Linked DNA regions of Mus musculus: region 2 is linked to region 1. Evidence: chromatin loops called from intact Hi-C (ENCODE). Cell type or tissue: heart. All regions are shown on one strand. Links, peaks and the distances in the headings refer to the core of each region. The heading gives the core; the rest is flanking DNA. Region 1 overlaps Ttc27 (tetratricopeptide repeat domain 27). Region 2 overlaps Ltbp1 (latent transforming growth factor beta binding protein 1).

Region 1 (17,136 bases), core at 5,522-9,521:
TCTGTGGCCTGTGCTAGCCAAATGGGGGCTTTGGTCCTTCTGCCTTTGTGGGTGTGGTATTATGTGTGGGGAGCCCCCACTGATGTGTATTGTGTATACTTAGCAGGGTGGAATTTTCTCTGAAGAATATCTTATCTACTTAAGTTTGCCCTCTGTAAACATCTCTGAACCCAGCTCTGTGATGGTCAGACAGACCCAGATAGTTTCATTACCAAGTGCTAGTTTTAAACCTGTCCGCCATAGCTGTGCAGGCTGGAGAAATACTCGTGAAAGCCATCTTCTGGCACTTGGCACAGGTTTTATGTCACCCCCTTCTCTTTTTTGTCTCTCTCCCCAATACTGTCTCTTCACCCTACCCTTTGAAAAGGAAATATGGCACTTTAGAAATCTTGGTGCCTGTTGGATTGCCAGGGGTAAGCGTTGCTGGGGCTGCGGCATGCTTGGGACAGCAAGGCAGAGCTGAACTGCGGAGACCCTCTGCCGAGCTGCTGCCACTCTGTGCTATTTGCAGTATAAGGAGCATGGTCATTTCCAGTCTCTGCAGGTCTCTCCTCCCTCTCCCGCAGCAACTGCTGTCTCTAATGGGCTTTGGAAGTGAGATTGGGATGGGAACTGATAGACTGTCCTTTTTGCTTTTTTCTTGTTAATTTTTTAAAGATGAGAATTATTATTATTTTTTTTTTGAGACAGGGTCTTTCCTTGCAGTCTTGTCTGGCCTGAAACAAAGTCACTATGTAGACCAGGCTGGTCTCAAACCCAGAGAGATCCTGGGTTCTGTCTCTGCCTCCCCAGTGCTAGGATTAAAGACACGCACCACCACACCTCGCTTTAAAAATGAAGGATTTTTTAAAACTAGAAGAACTCCGGGTGTTCCTAGAATAAGTTTCTAGGCATTAAGCAAACTATATACCTCTTCTGGGTGACAGCAGTGCCTCCCTACTGAGGAAGTCCCAGCAGCTGCGAGACTGCGACCTCTGAGACCGGGCTAATCACCAATCAGTGTGAGGCTCGGTGGAGTCTAATCATTGTTCTGAGATAGAAACCTGAAGCCCAAGGATTCTTGCCGGCCACAGTTATTATTAATTAGGATTAAAGCTATTTTGCTGGGCCGCAGGTTGTTTCTTCTGATTGCTTAGCGTCTGCAGCTGTGGTCTGTGAAGCTGTAGTTTTAAACTATGATCTGCAATTTAGTGGACATAATTTTTAATAATCTATTGTTTATGTGTATGAGTGTTTTCTTGTGTGTGTGTCAGAGCTCATTTGTGTGCAGTGCCTGCAGTCTAGAAGAGGGCACCAGGTCCTGAAACTGGGTTCTTGGCAGTCGTGACCTACTTACTGTCTGGGTCCTGGCAGTTGAACTCCGGTCCTCTGGAACAGCACTAAGTGCTCTTAACCACCTCTCCAGCTCATGAACATAATTTTAAGAAACAAAAAAGTAAAAACAACGGAAAGATCCCAGCCCCGTCTGTGCAGGGGCTGCAGTTGTTCACACAAGGCATCCTCCTCTGGGAGGAGTAGTCTCCCGTCAGAATTCCGTCTCAGAGAAGCAGGCTCCCAGAATGCCAAAGGCCGTTTCTAGGGATGAGAGATTCCCTCAGTGCTGATGCCAGAAGTGGCTTGGGAGTCGGGGTGCCTGGCCATGCTTCCACTCCCTGGGTGCAGATGTGCAGATTGATGGTGCCAGTTCTCCGGGGATGCTGTAAACTTTGAGAATTAAAAATGCAGCAAGTTGGGGCTGGTGAGATGGCTCAGTGGGTAAGAGCACCCGACTGCTCTTCCGAAGGTCCGAAGTTCAAATCCCAGCAACCACATGGTGGCTCACAACCACCTGTAATGAGATCTGATGCCCTCTTCTGGAGTGTCTGAAGACAGCTACAGTGTACTTAATTATAATAAATAAATCTTTAAAAAAAAAAAAATGCAGCAAGTTTTTTTAATGGGCTGGAGAGTTGACTCAGCAGTGAAGAGCACTAACTGCTTTTCCAGAGGTCCTCAGTTCAATTCCCAGCAGTCGCATGGTGGCTCACAACCATCTTTAATGGGATCTAATGCCCTCTTCTGGTGTGTCTGAAGATGGCTACAGCGTACTCACATCATTAGATAGATAGATAGATAGATAGATCTTTTTTAAAAATGCAGCAAGCTTGTGAGCTTGGCACATGTGGTGTGTCACTTTGCTGGGCCAGTCAGATGCGCAACCGCCTTAGTGACTTGGGACCGTGGAAGCCTACTGAGATGCACTGCATCTTGGTCCTCTGTCCATCTTGGGCCTTGCTTTCCAGTGAGGCTTTATTTGCCTGCCTCATTCACTGGTGTGTGTGCATGTATATGTGTGGGTTTGTGTACGTACATGTGTGTGTGATCCCCGCCTAATGGAACTCATCCGAATTCTCCTTAGCAGTGCTCTCTTATATAGGATGAAGGATGGAGGGTCAGAATGTAACTCAGTGGCAGACGAGGGCTTGCCCAGCGTGCACAGGCCTGGGTTTGATTTCCCAGTACCACCAAGGAGAAAAAAGTGAAGGGGGAGGGGCTAGGGAAGTACAAACTTGTAAAGCTGATTATTGTGAATTCTTAGTAAAGGGCTGCTTTGTCATCCTGTAGATGAACAGCGCTAATGCCTTCCCTGCGTTCATCTTGCAGTGGCTATGAAATGCGCTGAGAGCAAGTCCATTCCCCAGGAAGCTGTACAAACACTTTCTTCAGTTCGACTCAATTTACGTGGCTTGTTATCCAAAGCAAAGGTAAGAATGACCTGCGAGTTCACTAGAACTGTGGGCTTGAAAGGCCATCAGCGTCAGGTCACTGCTGCTAAAGGAAATAAGTAAGTAAGTGAAAGGCAGACTGAACTCCACTTTAAAGTGAAAGTGAGTAGAGAGAACTGTCAGAGCCTGGGCAGGCTTGGTCTGCAGGGCTCTGCCCTCTGTTGTCTGCCTAGAGACGACAGCAGGAGGTCAGCTCCTAGAGCCCAGGTAAACAAACAACAATACAAACATCTGCACAGAAACTATTCATTGAAATAGCCTCTGCTCGCAGGTCTTTCAGGCCAGGTCCTCTCAGGACAGAGCAAGTCCTCTGTCCTCAGCACCTCATCTTTGTGCAAGTCACAGCCAAGAATGGCGTGAGGGCTGTCGGTGGAGCCCAGGGAGCTAAGTCAGATGCCCTGCAGGTGCAGCAGATTGATGCCCTGGAGATTTGTGGTTCTTTCTAAGCCTCAGTTTCTCGCTGCTCCTCCTTGCTACGTTGAGGAGGACTGCATGTTCATTGTGATTTGTAAGTACTGTGATTCCTGGGTCAGAATATGCTGTGTGTGTTCAGGCTCTTTGCCTAGAAGATGGTTTTTTCTTCTCCACACACTGTAGCAATGTTTCTGTCAGTCTGTTAGGATGTGCTATTGAACAATACAAATCTATTCAATTGGGATGAAAACAATGTATAGCAAGGCGAATACATTATATGTCACAGTGAGACAGATGTCTACTCTATGCAAGCCTACCTGCCTCCCCTCCCTGCCCATGTATGCTTATAAAATCTTGAAGCTGGTTTTCCTGACTCACCAGGCATGCACAGTAGATAGAATTTTGTTAGGACGAATGAACATCATTCATTCAAACACTATTGGATAACATTGACAAAAGCAGTGAACATTTACGAACAGAGTAGAGATTTGAACCCACGGCCTTGGACCCTCTGGGCAAGTGCTCTAGCAGTGAACTGTAGTTGGAGAGCTCTTGAGTCTGTAAGTTCAGGCACACAGTTTGCATTTGTACCTTTCTGGGGTCTGAGCAGACACTGCATTGCTGCTGCACAGTTAGAGTTGCACTGTGCAGAGAGCACTGGGTTCCAGATTGCTATAATGACTTAATACCATGTCTGTATTGTGTGGAAGAAATTTTCACCTTTTGATGGCTGTACTGCTTTTACATTGCAGCAGAATTTTACAGATGTGGTAAGTGGAGAAGTCTCTGGAGAGCTCGCCAGTGAAATAGCAGCTGTGAATGCTCTGGAGGCAGAGCTGCAAGACCTCAGCAACCAGCTTCGAAACCGGTACTGACTGAAAAGCAGCTTGTGGCGCAGTCTCTTCTGCTTTCTCCAATTCCTCCAGTACCTGTATTTCTGAAACACAAGATACCCGTTTTTAAAATAAATTTGTTTGCTGGCAAACGTCCTTATTTTGTGATGTTCTCAGATGTTTGCACTTGTGAAGTTCATTACACAGAAAAATTGTTTATACCTTTGGTTATTGGTAAGTTCAGGATTTGCACTCTTGAAGCATTCTGGCACAAGGAGGCCAGCACAGGGTTCATCCTTGCTCAGCCCCACATGAGCATATCATTCTTTGGAAAAACTTAGTATAAATGAGGTGGGGGACACTGAGATACCACAAGCTTGTGGAATCATTAGCTTGGCTCCATTACTGTCCTAAAATGAGAAAAGAGTGGATTTGGCGCTGGAGACACTTACACTTGTTGGGGTCTTGTGTTTGTGTCAGACACAGACTTAGCTAAGTTGGAAGTGTGAGTGTGGTTTAGCTTCCAGATCAAGAAACAGCAAGAAAAGAAGGGGTACACCCACATTATGACTCTATCATTAGCCACTAGGAAACGGGCTGTTAGCTCTTCATGGTGAAACTGCCAGGCCCAAGGACGTTGTTTGATAAGCTTACTGTGGGTAGAGACAGCTAGAAATGGTGCCCTCTATCAATGCCTGACTGAGATGCTTGTCAGTAATGGCGGTGGACATGTATCCTGAAGGTAGCTGCTGAGCTTACTCTCACCACAGAAGTCAGAGAAAGGAATTGTTTGGTTTCTGGCCTGCGTTGCTCAGATTTGGGTCCCATGCACAGTGTGAATCACTTGTCCCTTGTATTTTCCATGTTCTTATTTGTAATTGGGAATAATTTCTACCGCTAGTTTCTTTCTGGTTTTAGCTGTCTTTGGAATTTAACATTTCATGATCCATCAACATAAAGTAGTCTTAACACTTAGAGGATCTTTAAAAAAATTCTTTCATAGGTGAATTTTGCTTATGAATGCTTACCAGTTCTAAATATTCTTAATTCCTTAGCCATCTGCTTCTCTTTTCTATTATCATACTAGCTTTCCAGGGGAATAAATATGTCCAAAGTTTCTGCTCTAAAAGACAGTACTCCTGAAAAAGTTCAGTGTCATGAGATGGTAACAGGAATTATGACTTAGTCGTTTAGGGAAGCCACTGGGGAGTGGGGTGGGTGGGTGAATATCGGGCAGATAGGACGTGAATGTGGATGGTGGGTGGCAATGGGTGGAGCAAGGCTTTAAGTGAACGCTTTGTCAGTACCTAGCAGGTAAAAGAGAGATGGGAAGAAAAGAAATGCCCAAAAGAACATGAGTTCTGAAATCAAGTGAACAAATGAATCAATTTATTCTCCTTTTAGTTCCAGTTGTAGCAGTCACAAACCACACTGCAAAGCAGTCACCTGCATTCTGTTGTCTTCTCCATAGCTATGCTGAGTCACAGCCTCTCTTTTGTCATGGGCTGTTTGCTCAAAAGAGAGCTGCTGATGTTTTCCTTTGGAGGTGTAGACCAAAACCAAAAAAGGGAGTGATGTGACATGGTGGGTGTGGGATTGTGGGTGTGGCGTGGTGGATCTGGAATCGTAGGCGTGGTGGGGTGCTCTCACCTAGCGTCAGCTTTTGTGGTGAGGACCACTCATCTGATCACTGCTGTGGAGTCTCCGTGCAATGTGTCATCTATTTTGGCTAAATACTGTATTTCCACCTGTCTTAATTTTTGTAGTTTCAACATTGGTTTTCTAGTACTAATGTCTCTTTTTCAGAATCATTCTTTTGCTTTGTAAGCTGCCAGAAGAGAAGAGATGTCATTCCAAAACTTAGCTAGCAGCAGTCAGTCGCTGAATCAATATTACTGGCCAGCTGTCACGTCTCTCTCTGAGCCCTGTCAGCTCAGCTCTGGAAAGAGAAGAAATAGGCAGATCCCAAAACCCGAGTTTTCCCTGCTGCTTGGATAGGCTCTCCCAATAATTGGTTGATTTGCCTTCTCTCGTGAACAGTGGGACCACGTTGACAGTGTGCCTTTCTTTCTTTCTTTTTTTTTTTTTTTTTTTTTTTTTTTTTTTTTTTTTTTTTGGTTTTTTCAAGACAGGGTTTCTCTGTGTAGCCCTGGCTGTCCTGGAACTCACTCTGTAGACCAGGCTGGCCTCGAACTCAGAAATCCGCCTGCCTCTGCCTCCCGAGTGCTGGGATTGACAGTTTGCCTTTCTTCACTGAGTTCCCCAAGAAATTCTGTGAGGTCTTAGTTGATAATAGCCTATGATTTGTTAGGATTATTAATTAGTAAATTCCTTGTCAGCCTTTTCCCAGAGATGAAGCATATTTAACTAGGACCCTGAGTGAGTATAGACAAGTGGAAGTGAACTACAGAGCCCTGTAGACTACTCTGGCTCATTTAAGGGCGGAACACGTGGCCCTCTGTTATGTGAAGCTTCATCATGATAGCGAGGGACCCAAACGCTGAAGAAAATGATAGACTTTCCATGTCACTTTTGTTCCTATTGGGTGTGTTGTTAGTGCCACCCACTCAGAAACGTGGGACAATTGATGAGCATATGCTGCGGTCTACTACCTCCCAGACTCAGTTTGAGGACTGTGACGTACCCTCAGGTCTTGGTAGCTCGGGCTCTGCAGGACCTTATCCAGTTTATACCACTAGTTGTAGTTCTACCAGCTCAAAGCTGTACTTGAGCCCAATGAAAAGGGTTTGGTTTTTGTTTCCATTTTGTTTTTATAACATCCATGTCAACCTAAGTTGCTGTTTAGATAAGAACTCTCCTGGCCAAGAGTGAGGAATAAAATCTCCGAAGTGGATGCCACACACTTCCTGTCTGCCTGTTCATTCAGCAGGCCCTGAAGTGAGATGGCCAAGAGCCTTCATTCGGGTGGAGGGGCCCGTGCTGTGGCAATGCAGCTGGGTTTCTCACAGCACGCAGGAGAGCTTATAAATAGATAGACTTCAATCAACATGCTGCTTACTCAGGTATGCGCTCAAATATAGTAGCTGTATTCCTTAGACAGACGCTGCCACTAAACCCAGGACTATACTAATAAGAGCATAATCCTCGTGGGCTGCAGGTAGCCTTGGGCTCCGCCTTTCACAGCCAAGACCTAATAATAATTGTGGCTCGTTTGCTCTTCACCAGGAGAACGCAAAAGCTGAGCTGGCTCTTGAATTGTTTCCTCTGTGCTTTCAGTTAGCAGGAGTGGAGATGTGTGGCTTGCAGCAGAGGCCGTGTAAACCCTGGGCTGTGTGGCTGGGTGTACCTCTTGCTACTTGGCATGGTACACTTTCTCCTCCCCCTGGTTAACAACATCTGTGCCCATAGACTGTTTTAGTTTTTCCTTTGACCTTCGGACAAACAGCCGCTAATGCATTATGTGACTCCTTTTGCAGTATCAGAGTTTGGCTTTCTATGGGCAATTTTTATTCTATTTTATTTTATTTTGCCCCTTCCTTGGGCTTGGCTTTGTTCAGCCACACTGTCCTCCTCCCACGTTCTGCAGAGCTGGCTGTAATTAGTTCGCTTAACACAACACCAAAAAATTTCCCCTTGCCAGTGATGTCAGATCTGCCTTCCCTTTTATTATTCTGACTTATAAACTGCAGTGACCCGTGAGTCACCCTCGCCATCTCCTGGCCCTGTGCCCACATTGTGATCTATGAAAAGGGAGTCCTGCCAAGGGCTACAAGGCGGAAAACTGATATTATTATGGTCTTCTGAATGGTAACTCTGAGCCATTTTTTAATCTTTTGTGATGTTCTTGCCAGAAAGGGGGAGGGGATGGTAAATCATAGCAAAGTGAAGGAGCTAACCCACGCATGGCTAACTTTCTCCAGACAGGGGGCTCAAGTGGCTATCAGTATCTGTATAGAGTTAGTGCTGCTCACAGGCCAATGTGTGCTTTCAGGAGACTCAGAGACTCATAACCTCTCAGGCCTGTGTCTTCATCTATAGCCTTGTAGAGCAGGCATATAATAACATCAGCAGCCAAGAAGAGGCATCAGGGCTTTGGAAATGAAAATATGTAACAGAAAAACAGGGCAAGTAAGAAACCATTTGATGATAACCACTGGCACAATGCTAGCTGTAGACTCCTAGGGCTCCCCATGGTCTAGTGCTTGCAAAGCCCTGCTGTTCTCTGGGTTTCCATCTGTAGCGAGCTTTCCCTTGTTTCTGGGCTGAGGGTGAGGCTAAGGAAAGGGGCAGTGGAGAATGATGGACTATTTTATTTTATTTTATTTTATTTTATTTGTTAGGTAAAGGAAGAAAGGAGCCAAGTTAGAAAGATAAAGGGAAAAGGTGGTACGGATGGATGGCCGGAAGGAAGAAGAGACTAAGGATGGGGAAACAATCAGGAGGGGGGAGGCTGTGGGCAGGGACTGGAGAGGAGGGTATCAAAGCCTGGTATTGCATGAGCAGCAGTGCCATGGCAGGCCTCTTTAGTTGGTACAGCTAATGTATAACAGGTTTCTATAAGATGAAGTGGGCAGTTGACTGCCTGGATTAACTAGACTGAAAGCCCAGCTTTTATCCCTTCCTAGCTATGGCCACAGTCGAGCCCCCCAACCTCCCTGAGCCTCAGTCTCCTCAACTGCTGGCCAGCCAGAGTTATCAGAGGACTTAGGTGAAGTTTTCTGTGTGCAGATAAGACAAGTAACTCTTGGTGTCATCGAAACGGGCATTGCTGATGATCTGTCAGTTCTCAGGGGCCGTGAAGTCCCTGGATGAGGGCGACCTGCAGCGTGGCTCCAGTTTCTATAATCCCTGGTGTGTTTTGGGGGTGCAGGGGGGCGGTCATAGCCCTGTATTTTGAGAAACGATGGTGCAGAATATCTCAGTTGTCTGTGGAGCTTCAACGCTACTTATTGAAATCGTCGGCCTCTAGGAAGTCTGGTGCCAGGGCTGATAAAGCAGTCTCAGTAATTCTACAGCTGCTTGGCCAGAGACAGGCTTATGTCTCAGCAGTGCCTCCCCCTTTCCCCTTCTTCCTCTCTTCCCCCCACCGCTCCTCCTCCTCTTCCTCTTTCCTCCTCCTCTCTCTTTCTCCCTCTCCCCTTCCTTCTCCTCCTCTCTGATCCCCTCCCCTCCCCTCCCACTCTTTCTAAAGCTTCTCCCTAACAAGACCCCCCCCCATTTTTATATCTTGTTTGTTTTAACAACCCACTGAACTTAATTAGGGATATTTGCAGTCACGTGGGTGTGAGGTTATTTACTGAAGTGTGGGTAACTTACCAGTGCTTGTGTCATGAAGAAAATGACTTCCAGTCTGTCATTCAGCAGCCGTTAGCTGTCAGTAGCTCCCCAGAGAGGGTGGGGCCTCTGAGCCCCTCCATTATACCATGCTGGTGGTTGGCAGAGACAGTTGTTTAAAAGATTGGCCTACATTCAAGTTAGAAGTTGTTTAAAGACGTGACAAGGAGCCAGGTGTGGTGGCCCGTTCCCATAATCCCAGCTGTTGGGAGGCTGACTGAAGCAGGGGGATTAGACATTTGAGGTCAGCCTGGGCTACCTGGGGGAGATGGTTAGCGCCAGAGAGAGGGTGAGGTGTTTGTGTGTGCCTGGCATTTATAAGCCAATAAAAAGAAAGAAAACCAAACAACCCAACTAAAGAATTGAGCATTGTGCTAAAGGGAATAGCCAAATATAAATACAAAACAAGTGCTAAGACTCAACTTGAGTCATGAAATTAAAATCAGAGATGAGCACAGACTCTATCAGTGGCTAATGGTTAAGTGGCAGTACCTACTACGTGCTCCTGAGAGAGGAAAGTGACTGCCGGGAATGACAGCTTTATATAAGCACTCTTCCTAGAAACCCTGCCGATCTTTTGAAGCTGTGCATACCCTACAGCCCACCAACTTTGCTCTAGATGCACACAGTGCAAATCTGTCCATGTGTGGACCGTAGCTCTCACAGAGGCTTGTCTGCAGCAGCATTGTTCATCAGAGGCCCCGGGTAGAAGCCCTTCACCCGTCTACCAGAGGTAGACTTGGACCAGGCGTGCAGTCCAACAGTCTGCGTCGATGATAATGAATTCCCTACAGCCACAGCAGCATCGGTGGATTTCTTAACACCCTGTATGCATGCTTTCTTTCCCCCTGTGGACATAATAGAAGCTCAAAGAGCAGTGGAATTAAGCTACGTTATTCACTGCCTCGTGCTTGGTGTTAAGTCAGTAAAAAAGGAGAGGTAGTGATTACCTCAGGGTGAGTGAAACTGGTTGCTCTTGTGGGTTCAGGTGGGTGTTGGCTGGGAGGTACATAAAGGGCTCTGGGGAGTAGCAAAGTCACCTTCATTAACTGGGGTGGCGGTTAATGTGGTTCTTGTGCCATGAGTCATTGAGCTGAGTGGTTTTGTTCTGTGCCTTGTTCCAAATGTGTATTGTATTCACAGTGGAAAACTCCAAACGTGAGCAGCAGCGTGGCCGCACTCAGTATGATCTCTGGAGTGTGGTTCACACAGCCCCAACTCCACCCCTGTCTGTCCGTCCGTCTGCCTGCCTGCCTGCCTATTTCTCTGTCTCTCTAAATCTGTCTGCCCCCACCCTCTCATTAAGAGAAAGTATATGGCTTTTCGAAGTGAGATTTGACAATAGAAACCCAAAGTGAACTGCATATAACTAATCTCTCCATTCACCCCGACCACCAAACCTCTCCTCAAAGAGTTTAACATTGCACAACTCTAAGTTGCTAACTCCCTGGCATAACTTGTATTGTTTGACACTGTACTCTAGACTCTTCCCTTCTTTGATGTCTTTCAGCCCAGAGCCTATGCCTTTCCACATTGGTGTCTGGGGAAACGCTGGGGGCTAACCTAAGGGAGGCTGGGCCTTACTCACTGACTGAGCATGCTCATCTTAGTGGCTGGAGCCAGCTTCTCACATTTCTTGAAAAGTGTGGTGTTGACATGTTTAATATCCTGTGGCATTTCCACCAGGCACTGTCGTGTGATGGAAAAATTCAGCGATAACGTCTGAAGGCCAAGTTGACTAGCAAGGCCGTGCATGAGACGCTCTGCCTCACAGCTCTGGCTGGGTGGTAACTTTTGTCTGAGCTGTCTGAGAAGTTACTGATCGGCATATCTAGCAGGATCCACAAAGCATCAGTTACAGGGACAGTGCTTATGTGTGCCTGGATCTGGAACAACAACAAAAAAGGTGAAATTTTACCCACGACCGCATAGGGATGATAAATGGAAGACCAGTGCATTACACAAAGGAAAAAGATAACCCTAAGGTTTGAGGCTTTTCTGGAAGAATTCCAAGAATGTATATGGCAAGGGGAGGGATGTCTCAGGGCAATCCATTAATAGCTGGTGACCTGTAGATCAAAGGCACAGTGCTTTATGAATCGTCACCAACACTCATCCCATTGCCCCCTGTCTCACTGTCCCTCTTCTGTCTGTCCTAACGATGTTCCTCCAAGAATCCCAAATCAGTCCTGGCAGCATTTGCTTTCCCATCTTCAGGAATGCAGCTGGCACATTCTTTATGTGAAGGAAGCACTCCTGGGAAGGATATGAACCAGACGGAGTATCTTATTTCATCCACACACAACTCCAGTGTCCGGGCCCTGAGCAGGGCTGAGGATTTGAATGGAAGGAGACTGGCAGAGCTTCATTCTGCAAACAGCCATGCATGCGGTTGGGGATGCAGGGGATGGGTGTTCACTGTGAGGAGGAGCTCTGTGGTTGCCCAGTCCCCTGCATCTTAGGACCCCATCTCTCTAAGGCAGTACTCACCGACACAATTTTTAATCCTTGACTGTGACGTTCCATGGAGTGAACTCTTTCTCTGCATGGATCCCAAGATCTGTCAGGTCATTTGGCCATAATTGTTTGAAAATTCCTCCTCATTTCACTGTGAGTTTTGTGAATTTTAATAAGAATTCTGTGAAATACTGAGATGACAGACAGGCCTCCAGAGATGGCACCAAGAGATCCCTGTCTGGTGCATTTACAGTCCTATGGAACCCCTTTCCTGGAGGATGGTGGTTTTACAATAAAATCCTGGCAATGGTGAAAGGATGTTTCTCCCAAAGTTATGAGAGACTCAGCAGCTCCCTGTCTGCTTTTGATAACGTAAGGCGCCGTGGTGGAGAGGCATGGAGGGCCTGCAACCTCCAAAGTGCAGAAGAAGGCAAGGAACCAAAGTCCCATGGTGCCATCAGCCAAATCCTACCAGCAATCACTTCATAGAAGCAAATCTACCCCAAGTTGAGCCTTCCATCAAGACCCTAGCCCTGACTGACACCTTGATGGCAGCTTTTTGAGATGCTCTGAAGTAAGAGCTGCCTCCCCCCAGCCTCAAAAACAGGTAATACCAAGGGCCTCTCCTCCCATTGATGGCCAACTAGGCAAAACTAGGAAAGGGGATAACATTTGAAATATAAATAAAGAAAATACCTTTAAAAAAAAGACCAGAGGTAATAAATGTGTTGTTTTAAGTTGCTTAGCAATAGATAGCTAACGGTGGATTCTGTCACCTTTACCCCCTATAATATATTCCTTAATAGTCATTAACTACAGGGTTATATTTTACAATTTCAACTATTGTGCAGATTAAACTCAGTGTGCTTTGTTCGTGTGGCCTATTGCATTGCAATCTGTCATCTTTTGAGATACAGGAAAAATGACTGGCAGCATTAATAATCTTGCATAGGGCTTGAGAGATGGCTCAGTGGTTAAGAGCACAGACTGCTCTCCAGAGGTCCTGAGTTCAATTCCCAGCAAGCACATGGTGGCTCACAACCATCTGTAATTAAATCTGACGCCCTCTTCTGGTGTGTCTGAAGACAGCGACAGTGTACTCACATATTAAAAAAAGAAAAAGAAAAGACTCTTGTGTAGAACACAGCTCTCTGGTTATATCATGACTCTGCTTCAAGACCCTCTGAAGTTCCCTGAGGCACGGGCTTTTCTGTACATGTGTCATGTGGCTCTGAACCACTGCCCTGAGCAGTTTTCCCATTGCTGCAGGCACCTCAAGATTCTATTAAAGAGTTGGTGCCCAGCATCTTCCTGGAGCCTGCCTGTTTATCCATCTTCTCTCCCCCTGCCTGGGAAAGAAGTGTCGTAGCTGCCAGTCAGCCCTGACAGCAGCAGCAACCACAAGTATGAGAAAGGAAAGAAGGCTGAGAGTGGGGAGACCTTGGAAGGATGCTCTTCCTTGTGCTTGCTGATAGAAACCACCCCCGAGCCCCTCCCTAAACCACCGAAGAATCCATCTTTCGCCCAGGCCTCCGAAACCTAAAACAAAAGTCTATCTTCAAGGACATCTGCCCAGCAACTGTCTGTGGTTCACTGTGGCCAAAGATTATTGTTTCAAAATATCTGATGTAACTCCTCGTTTTTGTCTCTGAAAACTGCCTGGCCTCGCTTCCTTAAATACACCCATTGTTGACTGTGGCACGCACTCTCCCATGGCAGCGTGGAGCTCTCCCCAAGTAATTGCCAGTGTTTCTGGTAACCTTCCTGGTTGTGTTTCTTCATTTTGTAAAATGACACGACCTTCACGATGCGCTCTCTTCCCCTTGCCACTTCTTGTCAGCAGTGGAGAACACTTCTTCAAGATCTCCCCTTTCAGGTTTCTTCAGACCCCTAAGCCAGATGTTATGTCCCCTCTTTCTAACCTTCCCACACACGGCACTTTTGTTTTTGCTTTGAGTGGTATCTTACTCTGACCATCATCCTGAGTGGCTCTCCACCCTGTCTCTGGTTCTGCCTCTTCTGGTCACACAAGTGAAAGTAAAGGCTCTCTCAGGATAGGAATGGTTGTCCCTCATTCCCTGTGTGGCCCAGTTCTTGAGGAGTTCTTGAGGAACAGTTTGCTCAAGACTCTATAGTCAAAACTAGGTCCCCTGTCACTTAACGGATGCTAAAGAGCATCTTCTGTGGGTCAGGCCCTGTGGTTTATGCTTAGGGCACAAAACTTGGCTACAAAGTATTTTTGCCCTAAAGAATGTTAAGGTTGGGCTAGAGAGATGGCTCAGCAGTTAAGAGCACTGACTGCTCTTCCAGAGGTCCTGAGTTCAAATCCCAGCAACCACATGGTGGCTCACAACCATCTGTAATGAGATCTGAATGAGACCTGATGCCATCTTCTGGTGTACCTGAAGACAGCCACAGTGTACTTATAATAAGCAAACAAACAAACAAATCTTTAAAACAAAAAACAAACCAAAAATGAATGTATAGGTTTAATGTGATTCCAAACACTAGGTTATAATAGTCCAATGTCATGAGTGCAGAGACCCTGTTACTACTGCCTTCAAGCCATTCACAGACCCCATTACCCACTGTCTACAAGCCATTCACAGACCCCATTACCCACTGTCTTATTTGACACAGCCTGGAGAGGAAGGGATGAGTTATCTCAAAATGCAGTTGTCCAGGAGTCAAGGTATAAAAATCCAATCTAGTCTCCTTGAGTGTGTGTTTCTTTCCTTTCCTTTTTCCCCTTCCACTCTAACTGCCTTGCCAGCAGCCTTCTCTGCTGGTCTTGTGATGAATGAAGCACATGCCCTTCCTTCCAGGAGCTTAGCAGAGGGTGGCAAGACAAAGGTCAGATGGGGCTCATAGGAGCCGGTTAATAAAACAGAATCCAAAATGTGTGATGAACTCCAAATGTAGGCATACTTCCAATCCTAATTTAATAATCATTTTCACCTAAAAACCTTTCTCTTCCCTCCATACCCCTGCCAAGAGATGATCTCATTCCTCTGGGTATTTTTCTTTTAAATGGGCCTCTCTCTCTCTCTCTCTCTCTCTCTCTCTCTCTCTCTCTCTCTCTCTCTCTCTCTGTGTGTGTGTGTGTGTGTGTGTGTGTGTGTGTGTGTGTGTGTGTGTATGTGTGTAGGCTCATGTCACTGTGTGTATGTTGAGGTCAGAGAGACAAGCTTAGGTGCTAGCTCTCCTCTTTCAACTTTGAGGCTAGATCCCTTGTTTGCTACTATTATGCCAGGCCAGCTGGCCCATGGGTTTCTGGGAATTCTCCTGCCTCTGTCCCTTAAATCAGTGTAGGAGCAGTGGGATTGCAGATGTACTACTGTGCCTGGCTTTCCATTGACTTTTGGCCTGGTTTTCTAGTTCTACAATTATAAACCATGACGATTGACTTGGATTATACTTCCACATCACAGTGATCATTGGAGGAAGTCAGGACAGGAAGGCAAACAGCAGGGACTGCTGTATACTGGCTCACTCCTCAGGCTGTTTTCCTATAGAACCCAGGACTAGCAGCCCAGGGATGCCACCACCCACAACGGAATCCCATCAATCACTAACTAAGAAAATGTTCTACAAGCTTGCCAACAGCCCAGTCTGATGGAGGCTTTTTCTCAATTGAGGTTCTCTCCTCTCAAATGACTTCAACTTGTGTCAAGTTGACAGACAACTAGCCAGCACAGTTATAAAGATTCAAACTCTAACACTTGCAGGACAAGTGCCCTACCCATTAAGCAATCTCCACAGCCCCTCTCTTTGGGGGTTTGTTCATTGAACTTCAGAGCTATGGGCTCATTGGTCACCCAGTTTAGAGAAAGAAGAAAGGACAGAATAAGAGCCTGTGTACCTTAATGTTTTCTTAATGATTAGTGTTAAGATTCCGTTTGTGGTCTACCATGAGGCTAGGGCAATAGCTACATTTGGATCCTGTGTCTACAGTCTGCTGTCAGCACTCCCAGGGGTCATACTGTGCCCTCGCCGTGGTCTTTCAAGCTGCCTCAGCTGTAAGATGGGGTAAGCGTATATCATCCTGGAGCTGTATGCAGATGGGCATTCACGTGCTGGGCTACCACAGGGGCAGGGCAAGCATTAATCCCTTTCCTCTGTTTCTTTAAGCTGGACAAAGTAGGGTTAGAAATTGTGAGTCTATGAGAACTAATTATTTCCAGCTCACACATCCAACCACCGCAGCACATTTACCACAACAGGCCTGGGGAAGCACACCCAGAACCCCAGCACTGGGGACCCTGACACAGGAGGATCTTGGTTTTGAAGTCAGCTGGGCCTCTTCAGTGAGACCCCCATCTCACAGGGAAAAACAAAAGACCAGATCTTTCTCCATTGGTCCTGGCTGCGTGTCCCTCGCTGTTTCTTTGTCTCTGTGGAGGTGGCTGAGAACATATGTTCATTGTATCTGTACTTAAAGGGGTTCTCTGGAATTCTCTCATTTTCTCCAGATGACCTTGAGAAAGAAAAGGGTATTTGTGTTGGCACACACAGCCAAGGGAGAACACGTGTATGGGTGGAACATATATATCCAGTCATAGATGGAGATGTGAATATTTTTGGCTTACAAATTGATTTTCCTTTGCTATTATTCTCAGGCCAAGGAAGCCCCAATTACTTCAGGACTTTCCTGGAGTAATTAATTCACCTGGATGGTTTTCCTCTCCTCCCTTCCTGTAGGTCCCTGCTCAGGAACTTGTTCTTCATTACCCAGAGATTGTTAAGCCAGGGAGTGCCTGCTCCGGAAAGAGGCTGTGTTAGAGGCACACAAAGACACAGGGGCTAAAGGAAACGGAGAACACACCCATGTGCTCTCCGTCTCTCTGATCCTTGTCTGAGGGATGCTCTGTCCCAGGCAGATCTTGGAAATGTCCACAGAGGAAGAAGGGCACTGGGAAGGAGAGGGTCCACAGGGCGGTGAGTGGACCGAGGCCTCACAAGTGGAATTTGCTTTAAATACCAAAAGTCATAGCAGAACCAGAACGGTTCAGTGGCACTGAGGACGTAGAAGCATTTAGAGGCAGCCCGGGTCAGTGGGTGTGATGGCTGGTAGTGGATGGGACCCTCAACTGAAGAACTGCTGGGCCAGGTTGCCATGTGAGACGGCATTCTCTTGATTATTAGTTGATGTAGGAGGGGACATCTCTCTGTGGTGGTACTATTCCTACACAGGTGAGTCTGGGCTGCATAAGAAAGTTAGTGACTAGGAGTCTGGGAGCAAGCCACTAAATAGCTTTCCTTTGTGGTCTCTGCTTCAGTTCCTGCCTTGAAGTTCCTTCCCTGGATTTCTTCAGTGGTGATTGTCTCACCTTGAAGCATACGCTAAAATTCTTTCCTCCCCAACTTGCTTT
Region 2 (4,000 bases), core at 1-4,000, 210 kb after region 1:
TCTACTTCATAATTCTGCAGGATAACTGAGGTCACTGTCACACTTGCGCCCTATAGATGTTATTCAGATGTAAACTGTCAGGGTGGCCCCAGATCAGCCACTGCTAGGTTGTAGGTCCATGCCCCGATCTGTCTTTGATTTTTATGTGAACAGGTGGTAGTGTGCACGAGCTGTGTAATAATTCACACAGGAGCACCGGTCAAAATGGCTCAGCTGTCTTCAACTTTGTACTGTCTCTCGTCATTCATAAACTCATTAGATGTTTTCCAAAGAAGTTCGTTTACAACTCTCAGTGCCTCTAAAACGGCTTGCCGGGTTCTTGTAGAATGCCTCCCCCGCTTTTATCCTATTACTCATGATGGGTGATACAGTCGCTGACCATGGGAGCCTGACCCAGAGCTCAAAGGGACATTGTTTATTTGCTAGGTCCGTTAGTTGTTTGGGGACTGTTGGTACAATGAGCACCACTTTGCCAAGTGCAGAGCTGTTATCTCTGCCGGGTGAGGAGGAAGCCCTCATGGAGGAGACAATGTGCCCAGTCCCCCTCTTTGAGCCTGAGCAGGAAGTCTGGTTTCTCTCAGGATATGGATGTCAAATCTATCTGGAGAACTCACATGCAGCCCGGCCTTCTCATTTTCTGGGGTAATGCTTGGTGGTTTTCTCCGTCTCCTGGTATCCTGAGGCAACAAAGGAGGGTGCTTAGCTAGTCTAGAAAAACTAGTTTTTCTCATTAAAGACACTAATAATTCTCTCTCCTGGCACTTTCCCCTCATGGGTGCGAAGAAGGCAAAAGAAGTGAATTTGAATTTGTTCGTTTTAAAAAACAGGACTGGCTTGAAATGAGTTCTATATTTACCAAGTGAGTTTATAGCAGGCCAGATAGTTGCTAAATATAGAGGAGGTCTTGTAAAAGTCCACGCAGAAGGGACGCCTTCTACTTTTAAAGTTCTTGAGAAATGACTACTTGACATTTATCTCCTGGTTTGGATGAGAGAAATGCCGAGTGAAGTCCCCACCACGAAGGAGGAGAGGCAATGTGGAGCTTCAACTCTGTCAGGTTCCTGCCTTCCTGGCAACAATTACTGCCCTTGGGAATCTTTGAAACAGACCTGCGCTTTGCCACCAATGGCGATGGGTACCTTAGAGTGCTCTGCCCTCCACAAAGACAGCGGCAGCCCAGGAGTTTGCTCTCTGTATTTGAACTTTTCCTCACCTTCCTCCATTTTGGTTCCCCACAATAAGAAAGCTCGTTGTAAAGCTATGTCAAGAGCTGAAGCCTTAAGCTGGGCAGTGGTGGCGCATGCCTTAGAGAGAGATTTCTCCTGTTCTGCAGCGTGAATACTTGCTATTGGTGCCTCGATAGAACGTATTAAAACAGCCAAAGGATTTCCAGTGCACGAATCGCTACTGTCACAAAGTGATCTCTAAGACTTACAGCAGCCCCTGCTGTAAGTGGACCCCTCACAGAGGTGATGCCTCGCCTGCACTTCTGTTCGGAGCTTCCCTGCGTTTACAACATTCTTCGTACTTTTCCTTGCAGTTTCTCTTCCCTGCACACAGAGGCATACAGGGGGAGCTTCAGCAGAGCTTTGCATAACATTAGAAAACGTTTTTCCGAAACGCTAAAGTGGGCACTACACAGCTACAGTCCTCATGCTAAGAGGTGGAGACAGGTGTTCCCTTGAGCTTGTTGGCCAGCCATGTTACCAGGCTGAGTGAGAAACACCGTTTCAACAAAGAAACAAAGAAACAAACAAGCAAGCGGTAGAGAGACTGGAGAGATGGCTCAGCGGTTAAGAGCACTCAGTACCCTTGGAGAGAACCCAGGTTTAGTTTCCAGTACTAACCTATACGGCTGCTCACAACTGTAACTCCATTTCCAGGAGTTTCTACGCCCTCTTTTGGCCTCTGTGAGTACTGCACCCACGTGGCTTCCAGCTATATATGCAGGCAAATCACATACAAAAAGAATAATGTGGATGTGATAGAGAAAGACAATGACGTCGACTTCTGGCCTCAGCATGCGTATGTGCAAAAGTGATGAAAGCCTTTTAACGTTTTCTTTTCTCTTTTTGCCTGGAGAGGAAAGGTATTGATAGTGGTAAAGGCGCTGCCTGCAGTGTGTTCCATGGGTACTTAGAGTGTGAGTCGCACTCCACTGGGCTTACACTGCTTGTGTTTGTAAAGTCCCAGACAGTTTGGTGCTGAGTTGGCCTTTCCTTAGTGCTCTTCACCTGCCTGACAAGTCTGAGAGGCAGATGCAGGCTTTGCTGTCGGCCTGATGGTGCGGAAGAAGAGGACTGTGGCATCATCCCAAGGCTCCGTTGGAATACGAACTAAAACAGGACCAGTGATTGTTTTTATCACCATATATGTCTTCCCACCTTTCAAGCTTGAGGTCACCTGGGACTGATGAGCAAAGGCATTCTTATGCGCCATCCATGTTAAGAACAGGACATTTCACCGGGTGGTGGTGGCACATGCCTTTAGTCCCAGCACTCAGGAGGCAGAGGCAGGTGGATTTCTGAGTTTGAGGCCAGCCTGGTCTACAAAGTGAGTTCCACCCCACCCCCTGTTTTAAATGTGGGTGCTGGGATCAAAGTCAGGCCTGCAGGCTTATGCAGTAAGCACTCCCATCCACTGAGTCACCTTCCCGGTCCCCTGAGGGACTGGAATAAAAGAACTCTCGAGGTAGACTTTGAAGGAAGAATAGACCATAAGGTGAGATGGGGGAGATGGCCCGTGTTCTTTGAGAGCTCTGTACACTGCTAGGCCCCATGAGAAAAGAGTGTCCTCAAGCAGTTTGATAAAGAACCGACGATTGCCTTGACTTAAATTCTGGTCAATTATGTTGAAAGACTTCTGATAGGAACTCAAAAATTTTCATCTAAAAAGGGCAAGTGCTAGTTTGGGTCCAGTCTGTTCCCCAGTTTAGTTGTTTCATATCTGCACAGTGGAATGACGCTGTGTGATGGATGGTAAGAGCCGGTGTTTACTGGGTGTCTGTGCTGTGCCAAGCATTGCTCTCATTGCTTTGGGGGACGATATTATTTAATCTTTTCAAAAGAATGTGAAATAGATACTGCTTGTCCTAGTATGTTTTATGCTGCTATAGCAAAATACCTGAATCTGAATACAAAGAAAAGTGGTTGGTTTATCGCTCTGGAGGATGATAGCCCAAGACTGGGTGACCATGTAGGTATGGAGGGAAGAGAAGGAAAGGACAGAGAGGAGAGGAAAATGATATAGAGAGAAGAAGCAAGCAAGTGAGCCAGGGTTGATTTTTAATAGCCCCCTTTCAGTAATGAATCTAGTTTCTTGAGACCAAATGTAGTCTTAATAAAATGAGTCCAGTCTCTTAAGAAAAATGTCAGTCCACTCTCCAAGCAGTTTCTTCAGGACTCCAAAGCCTCCATTGTCCCAGGTACTTAGGGCTCAGCACAGACCAGTTTCCTTCAAGTTGTAGTACTAATTATCCCCATCTGACATGATGCAGCAGCTCAGGTGTTGGCTGGGGGTGTTAAGGAACTTGTCTGAAGGTATTCATCTATTTTCACCTGTGCCCTCCAGCCTGCACTGTAGGCACTCTGCAAATGTAACCTCTAAAATGCGGAGGCTTTAAAAATTGTGTTTGTGTGAGTTCTCTGTCATTGCTGTTACAGCTGCCACACGTCTAGTCCTTTCACACATTTGCCTCATCGTTCTGAGGTAGGAAGCTCAGATGGGTCCCAGGGAGCTATAAGGAGATGTCATTGGCACTGTATTCCTTCTGGCTTTGTAGAAGAATGGATAGCAGTTTGCTCTTCAAATACTAGATGTTGCTGCTTTCTTTGTCTTGTGACTCCCTCGTTCATTTTCAAAGCCAGCAGTGTTGGGCTGAGCCTTTCTTGTGTTGGCAACTCTCCTGTTGTAGTAGTCTCTTCCTCCTCCTCCTCTTCTTCTCCGCCTCTTCCCCTCTACCTCTCCTCCTATCCTCTCTTTTACTCTCTTCTCTTCTTTT

The links. Peaks named below come from ENCODE experiments on the same cell type or tissue, not always from the same donor. Only the 100,000 strongest peaks of a DNase experiment are listed, where the experiment ranks them.
Region 2: it touches region 1 in a loop (2.1-fold over the local background); 1 of 42 quality-filtered maps calls a loop at or near these places.

What each region holds. Positions count from the first base shown.
Region 1 is chr17:74,859,403-74,876,538 of GRCm38, forward strand. It overlaps Ttc27 (tetratricopeptide repeat domain 27), which reads left to right. Exons shown (of 20, transcript NM_152817.4): 19 at 2,644-2,744; 20 at 3,932-4,168. The coding sequence ends at 4,054. Among named protein-coding and RNA genes, the nearest start is that of Gm31759, 82 kb to the right of the region's middle. In heart, for the core only: no CTCF peak of the experiment used is centred there; a DNase peak (open chromatin) is centred at 7,689; H3K27ac peaks cover 3,362 bases.
Region 2 is chr17:75,073,591-75,077,590 of GRCm38, forward strand. All of the region lies in intron 3 of Ltbp1 (latent transforming growth factor beta binding protein 1), which reads left to right. Among named protein-coding and RNA genes, the nearest start is that of Ltbp1, 70 kb to the left of the region's middle. In heart, for the core only: a CTCF peak has its summit at 1,908 (motif pointing left); a DNase peak (open chromatin) is centred at 451; H3K4me3 peaks cover 295 bases; H3K27ac peaks cover 2,902 bases.